2 separate regions of the Homo sapiens genome follow, and region 1 is linked to region 2. Evidence: chromatin loops called from intact Hi-C (ENCODE). Cell type or tissue: right lobe of liver. All regions are shown on one strand. Each heading gives the region's core, and the rest is flanking DNA. Links, peaks and the distances in the headings are about the cores only.

Region 1 (2,908 bases), core at 89-2,588, 54 kb after region 2:
GGAATGTAAAAATTACCCCAAATCCTACTGTCCAGAAATAAACACTGCCGACATTTTGGCAAACATCATTTAGAATACTCTTTTTAATATATGCCCATTGCACACACAACTTAATACAAATGAGATTATGCACATGAAAATGCTTTTCTCTACAATGTCATGGCTGTCTCTCTGTATTGCTGTTTTTGTTTGTTTGTTTTTTGAGACAGAGTCTCGCTCTGGTACCCAGGCTGGAGTGTAGTGGCATGATCTCGGCTCACTGCAGCCTCCGCCTCCCAGGTTCAAGCCATTCTCCTGCCTCAGCCTCCCGAGTAGCTGGGATTACAGGCGCCCGTCACCACGCCCGGCTAATTTTTGAATTTTTAGTAGAGATGGGGTTTTGCCATGTTCGTCAGGCTGGTCTCAAACTCCTGCCCTTGTGATCCACCCGCCTTGGCCTTCCAAAGTGCTGGGATTACAAGTGTGAGCCACCACACCCGGCCCTCTATATTGCCATTTTAATGAGTATTTTTAATACAGCTTAACACAATGTTTTATATTTATTTAATGCAATTTCATAAATTTTTAATACAGCATTTCATTATATGAGGACTATTGTTTGCTTAATGAATCTTCTGTAGTTTGGCATTTCAGAATTTTTTCCCCCAATTTTTCACTATTATAAACAATGCTGCAATGAACGACCTTCCCCGTAGAGACTACTTGGCCTATTAGAATAAATGCCCCCAAGTTAAATTTCCAGGTTGCTTTAAAATTTCTGCCCAGTGAACAGCATGGTGCTTGTTGCCATTCTGCTCCCAGAGACCCTTGTAGAGTCCGTTCGGGACAGTATGAGAATCCCCATTATCCCATACTCTGCAACACTGAGAGTTGCCAATCTTTTTTGTCTTTTCTAATCTGATAGGCAGAAAATGACATATCATTGTAGCTTATCATTGATAACTGGTGGGGTGGAACTTGTCTTCATACTTTTTTTTCTTTTTTTCTGAGGCAGTGTCTCCCTTTGTCTCCCAGGCTGGAGTGCAGTGGCACCATCTCAGCTCCTACATCAGCCTCCCAAGTAGCTGGGACTACAGGCATATGCCACCACACCTGTCTAATTTTCCTTATTTTTTGTAGAGATGAGATCTTTCTGTGTTACCCAGGCTGGTCTTAAACTCCTGGGCTCAAGCAATCCTTCCACCTCGGCCTCCCAAAGTGCTGGGATTATAGGCATGAGCTGCCTCGCCTGCCAGAATAGTGGGTTTTTAATACGGTGTTTACCTCTTCTTATTGTTTTGCAAGAACTCTTTGTATATTAAGGATAGTAATTCTTTCTAAGAGTCTTATAATTGACTATAAAAGTCTCCCTCCCTCCCTCCTTCCCCTCCCTCCCTCCCTTCCTTCCTTCCTTCCTTCCTTCCTTTTGTTCCCTTCTGCTTTCTAAGGATATGCCTGGTGTTTGGCAAGCATTGCATGAATTACATTAGGAAATAACTTTTGTAACAAACCCATTTAACAACCATTCTTTGTTCCCCGCCTCCTGATAATGCTCAGAGCCACAGCAACAGCCTTTGCCCAACTCCATGTCATTAACCCTTGATCTTTTCCTGCTGAATAGCAGATTGCTTTCCGGGGCTGGCAACACAGTTTCATTTTCACCTTCCTGCTGATGGAACTGCCCTGGCTCTGTGCCAGATGGCTGTTTACATAAGAAATGATTTGATTATATTGCACAGCCAATGGCAGCCTTTCTCAGAATAAAGAAGCCAGAAACATATAATCAAAGCCATTAACTGTGTACAAAGAAACGCAGCCCACTCTAAATTTCCCACCAACCATAATCACAGTTTTCCAGAGAAAAATAAGAACAGGGTTATGGTTCCCTACTAAAAACGTGTTAGGGGAAAGACTTTTAAAAGGAAATTGTGGTATAGCTCAGTTGCACTCTCAGATCAACCCTTGAGCCTTGACTCCAATCCCAGCTCTGTAACTCACTGTCCTTGTGACCTTGGAAAAGTCGTTTACTGCCAAAAGCCTCCGTTTCTTTATTGTAAAATGGCTATAATAGTAATATCAACCTCAGAGGTTTACGAGAGGATTAAGTGAGATAGTGCATAAGAACACTTTCTCAGTCAGAATGTTTTCAGCCGCAAGGAGCAGAACACTTGACTAAAGGAGGGAAAAAAAAGCTAGAGGACTTATAATTTTATTTAACAGGGTTGTTTCATTTGGAGGCATAAAGATGTAACCAGTGATTCACATTCTTTTCTTCTTCCTGCTATGCCATTCTCAGCAATTTATGGACATGTCTCCTCATGGTTTCAAGACAGCTGCTGTGGCTCCAGGCATCACACTGGGACATGATAAAATCAAGCAAAGAGGAGGAGGGCATTTTTTCCCCTGTGTCTCCTTTCATGATGGAGAAAATTGTTCCCAAATTTCCCCCCTGCAGATCTGCAGACTTCTTATTGGCCAAGATGGCGTTACATCTATAATTCCAAACCAGTCACTGATGGAGGAATGAGAATGACTGCAGTTGGCTTGGACCTATAACTCACTCTGAAGCCGGGGCGAGGAATAGCCACCGTCCCTGAGCTCCTGAGTAGATGCACAACCAACAAAACTGAATCCCGTCAGCGAAGGAGTCATGGGTGGGCAACCCGTGCTGTGTCTACCATAAGCACAACTCCTGGTGCTCATGAGGTGCCCCCAAAGGCTGGCATTTGGCAAGCTCAAGACTGGGAGTCCACACAGTGCTCCAGGTGGGAGGATCACAACCGCGATTGGCCAGGGAGTCCCTCTGGGTGCCAGACCCCTGTATGCAAAGCCCCACTCAGCATCTCCACTTGATTGGCTTATGGGAACCTCAAATCCAACACACTATATTTGAACTCATCATATTTCCTCCCCACTGGCCTCCTCTGTT
Region 2 (2,908 bases), core at 208-2,707:
CAGATGTTTGGGCACACTGGGCCCTACCCACCTGGAAAGAGGCTGGCCTGGGGTTGAATGAGAACCAGAAGTGACTCAGGCTAGGACCCCTCTGCACCCTCCCTCAGGCCGTGGGTAATTACCTGCCCAGGTTAATAGCGCCCACTTCCCGCCACCTTTCATCAAGGCTCCTGGAGCTGCCAGGCAGTAATTAACCCTCACAGCACCCTTCTGAAGTCAGCACTGGAGGCAGACGTGTGATGAAACACGTTTATTACAGGTAGGTAAACTGAGGCAGAACCCATTGCAGCCTGGGAGCCTAGCCTGTTGTTCCCCTGTGACTCAGCAGCTCAATCAATCTCTGCTTTCTTCCCACAGGAAGCACCAGTTAGCCCAGATGCTTCTCATCTTTGGAGTTGAGCTGCAGGCTGGAGACCTGGAAGGCCCTCGCAGCGCCTGCTCCCATCCTCTCACCTCACGAAAGCGCAGGAATGTGGGTTTGGAGCCAATGAAAAGTACTGGAATCTGGCTCTGCTCTGTGACCCTGGACAAGTCACTGCCCCTCTCTGGGCTTCAGTTTCCTCCTTGGTAACACAGAATGATTATACCTACCCCTTGGGTTTGTTGACCTGAATCTACCCCTCAGTCATTGCCTTTCCTTCTTGCTGCAGCCACACTGGCCCCTTGACAGTTCCTTGAACACAACAAGCCCTTTCCCACCTCAGGGCCTTTGCATGTGCAGTGCCAGATGCCTGGAATGTCCTTCCTTCCAATCTCCCCATGGCCGGCTCATTCTCATCTTTCTTGGCTCAAATGTTACCTCCCCAACCTAGACAGCACCGCTGCCACCTCTTCACCCCGTCTTACTCTTCTTCAAGCACTTCTGGAGGTATCTTGCTATTTATCTTGTTTATATCTTTTTCAGCTCCATGAGGGCAGGGGATTTTGTCTGTTTCATTCACAATGTGTTCCCAGAGCTCAGCACAGTGTCAGGCACACACTAGGTGAGTAAGAAACAATTGCTTCCTCTACCTCTTCCCCTGCTAGCCCCAAGTTCAGCTAACTGGCTGTGTGACCCTGGGGATTGCTTTTCACCTCTCTGGTCCCTTATTCTCCCTTGTGGACAAAGGATGGCCTGGGCATGAGTTTCTTCAAGGACTCGGGTAGCAGTGAAATCCCTGGGACCCTAGCCTCAGTACCTCCCCAGGCAATGGGGTAGAGAGCAAGAAGGCAGGTGAGCAAGGACCAGCCTCCGCCACGCAGACACCCTCTTTCCGGCTTCTCTGTCCTCCTACTTTGCCCTGGGTTTGTGGACTTACTCTGGGCAGATCTCCACGACCAACCACCCCCTCCCTTGGCATGTCTGTCAGCACCCTTGGGGGAAAGAATTTGGAAAGGGGAGGGAGAAAAAGAAAGCAGGGTGCGAGGGGCTGGTTCCCACACCTGTGTAAATAATTTGTCATCTTAAAATGCTCAAGTATGCTCACCTTTAATGCCTGGTTCTTGGGCTTATTTTCCTTGGCAAGGCCCCCACGGGAGTGGAATTTCGGCCAAAGGGAGCCCAGTTGTCATCTTCTAAACATGTTCCCAGGCCGGGGGCCGGGGAGGGCTCTGGCTGATGCTCCACTTCCGTCCCCAGAAGTGCTGGAACGTTCCTGGGATCTAGGGAGCTGACTCCAGTCCTGGAAGCTGTCCCAGAATTCTGGAATGTTGGAATTCAAACGGCCTCCTGCCCATTTTCCGGAGGAGGAACATAAGACCCAGAGAGGGGAAGGGGTTGGCCTGAGGTCATACAATGTGCAGAGACGAGCTAGAGTTTGCTGGGAGAAGGTGCGGGTGTGTGGACAAGTCAGCATCTATCTCCCATTTTCAGGTAACAGCACCTCGACTTCCTACTGAAGAACCCCCTCTTCCCTTTTCTCAGTCCATGAGGCTGGGGGTGCCCAGAGGCCTCTGTCTCCAGGGGTGGACATGTGACCGGGTCTTGCTCTAGTGATTGGTCCAGGGATGGGCACATGACTGAGCCTGCCCAATGAAACTTGATCTTGGGACTTCAGGGTTGGCCATGATTTGTGAAGGAGATGCCATTTTCCATTGGATGGACAGTGAGCAAGTGAACGCTTAGAGAAGAAGAGGACAAAACAAGGGAAAAGCCTGCCTGACAGGAAGCAGCACAGAGCTGGACAGGCTTTGAACTCCTGGATCCCACTGTACCTGAAATTAGGCACCTTCAACTTTCTAGTTATGTGAGCCACTGTCTTTCCCATTTTTGGCTGAAAACAGTTGGGACTGGCTTTCTGTCCCTTGCATACAGAAGGTGCTGACTGACCCCTGCCCCATGGAAGAAGATACTCCAGGCAGAGGAAATAGTGTGTATAGACACCCCTAAGCGAATGCCAAGCGGGGCACTCATGTACCAAGAAGAAGGAGGAGGAGGCACCTGGGAGCTGAGCTTAAGAGTTAGTCGGGTGGTCAAGGTGGGAGAAGGGGGTATCTTTAGCAGAGGGAACAACCATTGCAAAAGCTTGGAGGGGTGACTAGTTAGTGAAGATCAACTGTGTGCTGAGCTCGTGTTGGGTGGCAAGGGACACAGACGAAAAGGGCACGGTGGAACCCAGCTACTTCTCACCTGCTCCAGCGCAGTGCAGGCTTGTCTGCTTTTGGAGCCGAGCCTGGACACCTCCGTGTCCTTCCCCCGGCAGAGTGCTGCCAGCACGCTGTCTCAGACTCTCCAGCATCTCCTGGTTGATGTGCATCATGGGGACCACACAAGATTATTTTATAGGCTGCACAGGCAAAGCATAAAATCACCTCGGGTCACATAGCGAGAGTTATTCTCTCTGCAAATTCTTTACAGTCTTTCCTTTATATCCAGAAGAGTCTCTGTGTGGTGCTAACTTGCCTCGAAGACCAAATAATTGCTAGTCTC

Evidence for each region. Peaks named below come from ENCODE experiments on the same cell type or tissue, not always from the same donor. Only the 100,000 strongest peaks of a DNase experiment are listed, where the experiment ranks them.
Region 1: it touches region 2 in a loop (2.7-fold over the local background); 22 of 110 quality-filtered maps call a loop at or near these places.

The regions. Positions count from the first base shown.
Region 1 is chr20:50,365,160-50,368,067 of GRCh38, forward strand. It overlaps LOC105372657 (a long non-coding RNA gene), which reads left to right. Exons shown (of 3, transcript XR_936837.3): 3 at 2,276-2,908. Among named protein-coding and RNA genes, the nearest start is that of LINC01271, 45 kb to the left of the region's middle. In right lobe of liver, for the core only: no CTCF peak of the experiment used is centred there; a DNase peak (open chromatin) is centred at 1,622; H3K27ac peaks cover 1,292 bases.
Region 2 is chr20:50,311,448-50,314,355 of GRCh38, forward strand. LINC01270 (long intergenic non-protein coding RNA 1270) reads left to right here. Exons shown (of 5, transcript NR_034124.1): 3 at 358-567; 4 at 905-983; 5 at 1,853-2,908. LINC01271 (long intergenic non-protein coding RNA 1271) reads right to left here. Exons shown (of 3, transcript NR_109950.1): 2 at 1,467-2,908. Among named protein-coding and RNA genes, the nearest start is that of LINC01271, 8.4 kb to the right of the region's middle. In right lobe of liver, for the core only: no CTCF peak of the experiment used is centred there; DNase peaks (open chromatin) are centred at 1,322 and 1,634; H3K27ac peaks cover 2,500 bases.